Regions from separate parts of the Homo sapiens genome. Here region 2 is linked to region 1. A link is a contact called in ENCODE Hi-C data. All regions are on one chromosome and are shown on one strand. The core of a region is the stretch at or near the end of the contact, and the rest is flanking DNA. Distances in the headings are between cores, read along the strand shown.

Region 1 (5,197 bases), core at 1,544-4,043:
GAGGACCCGCCAGTGATGAAGGAGAGAAAAAAACCAAGGTCTGATTTACAGATAGACCAGCTTGGTATGCTAGTACAAACAAAAATAGACTGCTGCTGCATGACAGAGGTCCCAGCTTTGAACAGGAGTGCACCTGGTCATCCACTTTGTGTGAAGAGAGTGGCTTGAAGGAAGGATAAGCACGGACTTCTGAGCAGTGCAGAATGGATCATTTGGAATTGAACTATTTGGATTGGAAGATTGGGAACAAAGAGATCTGGAGTAGAAACAGGTTCATGGACCCATAGGAATGGGCAAACTGTGTATCATGCATTAATGTCCATTAGGGAGTATTCACTGTAGAAGAGGCTCTACAAAACTAGATGGACAGGATGACTTGACTGGTAAATGTCAGGTAGCCCTGGCCACACCAGGGCTGGCACACTGGGCCTCCTCAAAGAATAGTCACGGATATTCAAATGGAGGCTCTGCGTGAGCCCAGTGGAAGGGTCTCCCTCCCACCAATGCTGATCTAGTTACTGCCACTGCTGAAACCCGTCTGAAAGATGCCCAGTATGCTATCTCTCAAGAAGACACCATTTAGTTGCAAATAATTCCTTTTCTACCTTGAAAAGAGAAGTGATTTGTCTTATCCAGGAATAGCATATTTTCTGGGTATAGGTTTGCCTTTCTGCCCGCAGTGCCTCAATTCACACCTACTATTCAAAGACTCACAGAGTACTTGATTTACTGACATGGAATCCTGAATAATATTGCATCAGACCAGGAAGCCAACTTATGACAGATGGGGGTCACAGAACAGGTGCGTGAGTATGGAACCCACCAATTCCCACATACTGTATAGCCCAGATATTGCTATTTTGATAGAGATTGGAACAGTTTCTTAAAGTCACAACTGAGGTGCCAGCTTACAGACGATACATTATGAGGTTTGGGTGTTGCTTTAGGATGTAGTATATACCTTCTACCAATGGTCATTATGTGGTACTGTGTATCCAGTGGTAGAATATACGAATCCAGGAGTCAAGGGGTAGAACTAGAAAGAGTCTGTTCACTTCATTCCTACTGACTCACTTGTTATTTGGGAAATTTGTGCTCCTAGAAACTGGACCTAAGACAGGCTTCAATTACAATCTCTACAGTGACAAAAGCCAAATCCATTATCTGATCCACAACTTTCTTATAAGCTCAAAATCTGAATATCTAACCACCTGCCTGATATTCAAATTAGATGCCTCACAGGTACTTGCAAGCTAATATGTCCGAAACAGCAGTCACGATCTCTGCCTTCCTGCAGAATATCATTATAAGTGAATAGTACTGCCATCTACTCAGGAGCTCAAGCCCGAAATCTGGAGTCTTCTTCAAAATTTTTTATTCCTTTATCTACCATAGCCAATCAACCATCATGTTTTAGCAATTTTATTCTTCTAAATGTCACTCATATTTTGCAATCGGAGGATGTTAGCCTACTGGCACCACCCAAATGCAAACTCCATCATTTCTCAATTGGATCATTGTGACAGCCTTTATGGTGGCAACCTCTAAAATGGTCCCCAGTGATCCCTGCCTTCTGATGTTCACACTGTTGTGTAATCCTCCCTACTTTTGCTTCCAATAAATAGAATACAGTAAACATGATGGGATGTCACTTTTACATGGGTTACAAAAACACCCTGACTTTCATCTTTCTCTCAGTCTCTCACTTTCTCACCTGTGTGGAAACAAGCTGTGTCATCTGGGTCACTCTGCCCTATGGAGATATGACAAGGAACTGAGGGAAGCCTCCAGCAACAGCCAGCAGGGAACTGAAGTCCCTAGTCCAACAGTCCCTGAGGAACTGAATCCCACCCATAGCCACATGAGCAAATGTGGATTCTCCCTCAGTTAAGCCTTCAGATGGGAGAGCAGCTCTGGCTGACATCTCAATTACAGCTTCATGAGACCCTGAGCCAGTGATACCCAGCTAAGGAACTGTACACCCAAAAAAGTGAATTTTACTGTAATAATTTTTAATTATGGGAATAATATAGTGTTTCTTAAGAGATACTGTAGCATGCATTTGCACTGAGTTAGACGTAGAAAGTGAAAGGACAGATCAAAGACAGAGCAATTATAATGGAGCCCAATGCTAAGTCGAAAGCTCAGAATAAGCTCAGAATCAAGATACAATCTCTCCAACCACAAATCTCCTGTTTCTGGTAGATTTGTATCAGTAAAATAGTGTATCATCCAACACATGTATTAAGCAAGCATAGATTAGGGACTCTTCAAAAAAGAGTAGGTTAGGTTAAGACTCTTCAAAAAAGAGTAGATTAGGTTAAGAAGCTCTTTTGGGAAGAGAAAAATTAGCGTATATCTGGAGGTCACTGAAGTTTGCTGAAACCATTGGGGCCAGTGAGACTGGTAAGACTCCTTGTTAGATATCATCTCCCATGACAATAACAGACTGATTAAATATAAAAGGGAGATCTCAAAATTCTAAACTGGAAAAGAAAGCGATGTGCAAAATACAAATTGAATTTCATTTCCATATCTACCCTCATACACATAAGCACATCAAGCCAGAGTAGAGCAGCAGAAGGGAACAAGGCAAGACTTCGACCAAATCATCTGTGTTCAAATGCTGACCCCTTGTGTCTACAAGTCATTATATCACGGTATTCTGTACTTAACCATGTGGTTTTTCAGCTCTATTTGTGTAAGCAATAATGAAAGAACCAATGCAAACAAATTTGAAATATAATTCAGCCTGGGGAATTGTACTTGGCACAGAAAATGTGTTGGCTCTGCTTCCATTCACCTCTGCCTACCTGCCATCCACCTGGTAGGTATTAGTCACTTGTTCCATTTCTCCCAAGAAGAAATACAATCATCAGATGCAAATTAAGCCAGCATATCCCCCACAAACTTAAGCAAAAATAAATGAAGACTAAAGGAAAAGTAGAGTATGTTTAATTTCTCACTAGGTCAAGGTCTGATTGTGAGAATAGTCTGATTGTGAGAATATTTACTCAGCCTGCTACCTGATTCGCATTCCTTTGAATCTGAATTCTTTTCATGGCACATGAGCCACTGCTTGCTTTCATGGTTAAGTTAATGTGTGAATTTGCTTCTCACACAATTTGATTGATGTCTTGCTTGGTCTTGGAGAGGTAATGAGATTACCACTTAAAAAATATAACCATTAGTACATGAGAAAAAAAACCATATTTGGAGAAATTGTCAAATGTTGCATTTACTCATCCATTCATTCCACACATTTGAATATATCCATGGCTATAAGAGAATAATCCTTGATTCCTTCCTCATCCCAATGCCCACTTCCCTCCTATACATACAGACTCATCACTAGAAACTATGTCACTCTTCACTATTGCTTTAGGGCTTGCGGTACTAGCCTTTGATATTGTCCCTTGGCCAGTCTTCCTACACACCCAAAATGTAGATTTGACATAAAGCTGCCAGCCTGACAAAGGCAGGACTATTAGTTCTATCAAGGTCACAAGGGTAAGTGTAAAATTACATTCAAGTAGGGGTTACGATCCAATTCCTTCAGTCATTAATTCATTCAACAATTATGTATTAAACATTGGTTTATCTAGACCCTACGATGAATAAACAAAGATGCTTGCCTTCAAGGAGCTCATCTTCCAGCTGAAGGAGACTGATGGTAAATTTAGAGTTAATTAGTGAATCATATAGTGCAGTAGAGCAGGATAAAGTAGATCAGCAGGAAGAGGTATACAATTTTAAATACAGTGTTTGATCAAATTGAAGACATCAACATTTGTAAATCACACCATTATTTTCTGGACCAGTAAGAAAAATAATGCCAATTAAATTGTGCTGCAATGCCTAAAATGGTAGTTCTGTGGCTTTGAAATGCATTTCATAAATCAGCAGGGATCTGGCAATTTCTTCTGCTTTCAGTTGCAATGCTTAGGAAGTTAAAGGCAATCCTTTGTGTGTTTCTCAGTAGCAAAATGAAACTCAGCTTCTTCTCCTTACAGGTAGCCTCCTTAGGCAAGCCCTGTAAAGCACATAGCTGTTGCTTTCAAAGGCAATGTAGAAATGAAAAAAGAAAAGCATGTTAATATTAACATCATTATTTTCAAACTAAACTCCTCTCAACCCCCTAAAAAGGTAGCAAGCACCTTAATTTCAGAAAATAGAACAGAACTTTAAACTGAAAACATTTAACATCATTTTATTAAAAAATCAATAAGTTGTCCTACTTTCTCATTTTCCTATCTTTGGTTAAAGAATTTATTTTGGCTAGGTGCCAGTATTGTGAGATCCATTTGGAAAATTGCAATCTACAGCTGAGGTCTTTAAATTTTTATCTTGTGTACCCCCTAAAAGAATTTTTAAAATCTGTAAATGTGTTTTTTTTTAGTGAGGTTAAAGATTTTCATCATCATTTTAACAATTGCAAACTATGTATGAGTGCATTGTACATGTTGCTATTTTAAAATAAAACTGTTAATAGCTCTTTTTAAAAATATGAAATTGTGATCATTCTTCTAGAAACAAAATATTTCCTTCAATACCAAATGTAAGCTTCATTGCCCTATTCCCACACCTTTCTTCATACACAATAACTTTTTGTCTCAATGCTCAATTACAGTATCATAATTTTAAAGACATTTTAAATGGCAATGGAATCAACTTATGCGGTACCAAAAATGCACATAACTCAGTGAAGCAATGATACTATGAACAAGTACAACAGGATTCCCGTAGGCTCAGGGCGTTTGTGGCATGATTGTGAAACACATCCCATTTTCAGAGATGTGCAAATGTGGGAAATAAAGAATTGAGGAGATATGGCTGGGTGATCTCAATGAGAAGGAGTCATACGGCTAGCTATGAGGGAAGAACCAATCTATGCTAGCTTGCAAGAAAAAGAGAATTCAATTCAATCTTATGTATGGGACTAGCTGCCTTTCCATTTTATAATTAGGGTCTGTCCTTTGACAAGTCTCCAAATAGACCTGAAATATGGACCTGGCTTAAAGGCAGGTAGGCAGAAGCCAGGCAGCAATGCGTCTTCTAAGGACAGTGGTTCTCCAAGAGTGGCTTCCAGATCAGCAGCCCCAGCCTCACCTGAGCACTTGTTCAAAATGTAAATTCTCAGGCCCCAATCCAGCCCCGCTGCATTGGAAAATATGGGGGTGGGCCCAGCACTCTGTTT
Region 2 (5,269 bases), core at 349-2,848, 800 kb before region 1:
GTGGTCCCAGCTACTAGAAAGCCTAAGGTGGGAGGACCGTTTGAGACTGAGAAGTCAAGGCTGCAGTGAGCCCGGATCATGCCATTGCACTCCAGCCTGCATGACAAAGTGAGACTCTGTCTCAAAAAAAAAAAAAAAAAAGGATACAGCTAGGGACTAAATTAAGCCTTGCATTTGAATTCAGGAGCCACTCTTCTGGAAGCCAAGGCTTGTTACCCCCCACAACCCTCCCAAATTTTAGTCACTTCTATTGGGCAGGGGCAAGTAAAACCTGACAGACTGTCTTACAGCTTGCCTGGGAACATTTGTTTCCCTATTTACCCTTCAAAGTGAATCATTCCCAAGGTTGACTTTAATTAATTCTGATGTAATTCACTTCCTTTCACTTAATAATTATTAAAAATTTCAGGGCAGGGTGCAGTGGCTCACGCCTGTAATCGCAGCACTTTGGGGGCCCAGACAGGATGATTGCTTGAGCCCAGGAGTTTGAGACCAGCCTGGGCAACACAGTGAGACCCCATCTCTACAGAAAATTTAAAAATTAGCCAGGCGTGGTGGCGTGTGCCTCCCAACTACTTGGGGTGCTGAGATGGGAAGATTGCTTGAGTCCAGGGCTCAAGCCCCTCACTTGAGTCAAGGCTGCGGTGAGTTATGATCACGCCACTGCACTCCAGCCTGGAGGACAGTATGAGACCCTATTAAAAAGAAAAATAAAACAAAGAAACAGGACGAGAAAATACATATATGTTTCTTAAGGTAGTTATTGAAAGATTTTTTTAAAAAATTGAGACAGGGTCTTACTTTGTCACCAAGGCTGGAGTGCAGTGGCACAATCTGGGCTCACTGCAGCCTCGACTTTCCAGGCTCAAACCATCCTCCTGCCTTAGCCCTCCAAGTAGCTGGGATCACAGGCATGCACCACCACACCCAGCTAATTTTTGTATTTTTTGTAGAGTTAGGGTTTCGCCATGTTGCCCAGGCTGGTCTGGAACTCTTGGGCTCAAGCGATCTGCCCGCCTCAGCCTCCCAAAGTGCTGGAATTACAGGCATGATAAACTGCACCCAGCCCCATAATCTTTATAGCACTCCTTTACCAAAGAAGAATTACACTGAAAATTTAGATTTATAGGGATTATACTGTTAACATATAGCTGGCAGTCCTGAGCTGGAAGCTGTCTTGTCATTCAGGAAATTTCCTGGAGAAATAACCTTCCTGATTCCATATTCCTGGGGGCAACACAATTGAAGATGGAGGGCCAGAAGAAATACTCAAGTCAGAAAGCTGCACAGCATTCAGACAAAATCTGGTTGGAGAGGAAAGCTGTTTTCATAATTTAGCGAGCTTCCCCAGCTAGCCTGTAGGTGGGTGTGTTTAACAGAAGAAAGCAATGGGAACCCGCCTGTCAGCCAGCCTTTCGAGCTAATTAGCTCAGCATACAACAAAGATAAGTGAGCCTGGGAAGAGGGCCCCCTGAGGGGTCTTTAGATTCTGGGAAATGTCTGATTGGCAGATGTTAAAAGGGATTCCTTGGTAATCCAGTGCATCAATGAGCTGCAGAAATTCAGCCCAGGACTGCAAGAATTCAGGCATGAGGACACTCTGTACAGGAGGCTCACACAGGCAGACCCAAGATGGACAGAACCTTGGAATCTCTGAGACACATCATTGCCCAAGTCTTGCCTCACAGAGATCCGGCTCTAGTCTTCAAAGACTGTAAGTACTGAAGGGGGAAAAGTTTTTTGACTTTTTAGAAAATAGTCCTAAACGTCAAGTCACATCCTATTTAAGTAAGATTTCTCCTAAATCTCTGCAGTCGTATGCTGTGTTCTAAGTGATATTTTAACTTGTTCCTGACTTCAGCCAGAAGAACGATTTCATTTCACCTACAGGCATTAGGCACTGGGTTATTCTGTCAGTGATACATCTTGCTAACTACTTAGAAGTCTCTTCTACAATCCAAGACCTGCCTAAGACTTAATGAACTTTTTCTGATGCTTTTTAAGTAAAGCAAAGCTGACTGGTGTTGAGATTAAACCTAAAAATAATTTGGAAATGATACTAGAATATATCAATATTTGTTAACCTGTTTAATACTCCACAACACATATTAGCTATGTTAATTCAAGTATCGTGTTTGTCTGAAAATATTTGTTGCAAACCAGAATTAACAGTAAATCACCACTGAACTTTTAAATTTTGATAACAGATTATAATGCTTTAGTTAAAAGGCCAATAAAATGAGATGCCTCCTAACCTCAGCAACACTCCCTGTGTGGACCCCCTACCACCATCACCAATTTATACAGCATGGCAAAGTTATTTCAAAATCTTTTTTTTAATGATTTAAAAATAATTCAATCAAGATTTCCAATTCTAGCAATACTATTAAACCATTTGTCATATAACTTCGTTTCTGGAACCAATTTGATTTCCTGCTGCTGCAAAACAGACTATCTTCATGTTGTATCTTATCTACAGTGGGTTTCATATTACAAAGGGCTTCTGAAATAGAACTGCCCAAAAGGTAAAATGCATATGGAATTTTTTTTAACTTCAATAGGTTGCAGCTTTCCTCTTTGTGAATCTAGTTGTGTTTGTCTCCATCAAAACATCAATGGTTTGAATTTTTGCTTTCTGATTGCTGAATAACGTTCCATTCCAGATGTCCTCTTAGCTTAGATTTCTCATATGTATGTTGAAGAAAGAGGAATGTTAGGCCATTTAATTCTATAAATTTTTCCTCTTAGATGTTAAATTGTAACCAATCTGTCCTTTAAGGCATAAAGTGAAAGCCTTTTCTTTCTCTAGCTCTCTTTTTAAATATTGTCTTTAGGCATTTGCCAATAACTATGTTAGATCTAATAAAAATCACTCTCTCCACTACTCTAGCCTGGAGTCTATTCAGGTTTGTTATGTTTTTTAAGCGAAAAGGGGAGGAAAGAATGTCTCTCTCCTACAATAGAACTGATTCACTAGTGAGGGATAAAAGGGCTCTCGGGCTGCCCAAGCTTTGGATAAATTGTATAGGACCAGGGTTCTTATGCTGAGCATTTAAATAGGGGAAGCAGTTAAAAAAAAAATAGGGGGGACGTTTTTCACTGGCCCATTGAAAACTTAATAAGTTCAAATGTGAAACTGTATAGCTCATTTTTTAGCTGAACTAAATTGCTGCGATTGTTTACAGTTTAGAAAAGAAGATAGACTAGAAAAAGGATTACAATAAAGCATACATTAAGTTCTGTCATCCAGGACTTTGCAGGACTTCTTTTATATGGGAGAACAAATAAGTGTCCTGTTTTATATATTTCATTCATTAACATAGAACCTATATTTGACCAGAGAGCATTGCCTGTTTACCCTAGAATGGACTGCTACTCGGCAACTGCTTGCATGGCTTAATAGACGTGAATATTAAACTGCCGATTCTCTCCCTTCTTTTCTAATCTGAAAAATGACTAAATGACAGTAAGCCAAATGGCACATTTCTGTACCAGGAGTTTTCCTAACTTTAAAACATCCAACCACTTACCAATCTCGTGGAATAAGTGGGAATGGGCTGCTTACTTTCTGGGACAGGACATTAAAAGTCTGTCTGGAGCCTATGCCATTGCCCTGGCAAGCTGTAGGTGCTGCACACGCCAGAGTTTGGCATATGGTCCCATTTTCTTTGGCATACCCATAAGTTGCTGCCACCACACTCCTATTGGCAGCCTGTAAAAAGCTGCCACCAGCCTTGAATGGCAGGTTCTGAGCAGTCCCCTCTCCTCCTAGTCACTGCTGGCTCCTCCTCCACTCTAACCTGCTCCAAGCTCTTTCTGCCAGAAGGAAAGAGCTGAGCACTTGAGCACATCACTGCCAATTCCTTAAGAAAAATTGCTACCTTACTTTCCTACAAGATGAAAGCTGATCCAAGAATTTTTAAAACCCAGCCCAGTTGAACAAAAGAATAAACACACACAAACACACAAACACACACACATGCACACACAAAACACTTTTAAATTTTTTCTTAATTTATCTTCCATGAATGCAAACACAGTTTTTCTCTCTTCACTCTTTGGTTATACATAATCCAGGGAGTGTAAATGATCATGCAATTCATTTATTGCCCTCAGTTGGCTTTTGATTTGCTTAAAAACAAGCAATAGTAACTGAATTTTCTCTTCAAGTTGGTTAGAAAAAGCACCCAGAGAGTTTTCTGGTCTGAAACAGATGCACATGGGAATAGTTACATTCATTTAAAGAAATAAAATTCAAATGCTTTCTCAGATGAGGAAGCTCTTCAAATGGTATTTTGCAATACATTAAACCTGTCATTTTATTTTATACAAGGCGTTCATCTGGCAATAGTTGTGATTTGTTTCTTTTTTTATTTTCTCTTCTAGAAGGAAATAAATTCCATAACACTTTTTTCCTTTTCCCTATTTCACATTTCATATGAAAAATAATGGAAAGAGGTTTTAAATAAGATGGACTCCCAATTTGAAATTTGTTCATCTAAGCTGACACTGGACTGTTCTCCCCTGCATAAATGTCTCTATTTTAAAACAAGTAGCACTGGAAGTCTCCACACTACCAGGCAGAATCTCTGCAAAGTATAGCTTGTCTCCATATTGCTTTCCATTCTTGGCTTTGTGCAATATCCAATTTCGTTTCATGTGTCATGCATCACAACCAAAGCTGAGCTATCCTAAAAGCAGCCCCTGTCCACTCTTTTGAAGAAGTGTGTTAACTTACTATTCATTTGCCACTGTTTGACAATTCCTTGCGTACTTTCTCAAAAGAAATCACCACATGACTTCAAGATAGCTATGCTTTCAGATCCTAATCTGAGTGTTAACTCTTCATATTACAAGAGCACAATACATTTATCTGCCATCTTTGAGCTCTTTCTTCAACCATTTAATAGTAAGGCTAAGACATCAAGTCCTCATCATGTGATAGGCACTGTACTAGAAACATTTATTCTTCACAGTAAGCTAGTAATGTAGGTACAATTGTTGTTAGAGGTGAGGAAACTGAGGCACACAGAGGTTAAAATGACGTGCCCAAGGTCACTCAAGGTCACACAGCTAGTATGTGATAGAGCCAGGAATCAAATTCTGTCTTCCAACTCCTTACCTTGAAACACTATGAGACATTGCCTCTCAGAAGTGCTAGTTACCATGTCATTAGTGTTGTAATAGCAGTACAGGTTGAGTATGCCTTATCTGAAATGCTTGGGACCAGAAGTGTTGTAGATTTCAGATTATTTTTGGATTTCAGAAT

What was found. A loop is a pair of places that touch in the nucleus more often than their neighbours do. Pooled maps may share reads with other maps.
Region 2: a loop to region 1 is called in a map of A673, with 5 times the contacts of the local background. The contact joins the promoter of LIX1 here to the enhancer-like site in region 1. A Hi-C loop is called at or near these places in 1 of 168 maps with a recorded cell type or tissue (A673), 1 of 37 single-sample maps with no recorded cell type and 5 of 50 pooled maps.

The regions. Positions count from the first base shown.
Region 1 is chr5:96,342,372-96,347,568 of GRCh38, reverse strand. The region is part of intron 3 of LOC101929710 (a long non-coding RNA gene); the gene reads right to left. It overlaps LOC107986365 (a long non-coding RNA gene), which reads right to left. Exons shown (of 2, transcript XR_001742457.1): 2 at 3,220-4,054. It also overlaps a transcript of CAST not described here. Among named protein-coding and RNA genes, the nearest start is that of PCSK1, 88 kb to the left of the region's middle. Within about 2 kb of position 2,793, at least 2 of the 41 ENCODE cell types and tissues checked have a DNase peak (open chromatin) inside an H3K27ac peak, as active enhancers do.
Region 2 is chr5:97,138,940-97,144,208 of GRCh38, reverse strand. It overlaps LIX1 (limb and CNS expressed 1), which reads left to right and starts at 1,598. Exons shown (of 6, transcript NM_153234.5): 1 at 1,598-1,714. The coding sequence starts at 1,633. RefSeq lists an enhancer at 1,582-1,651.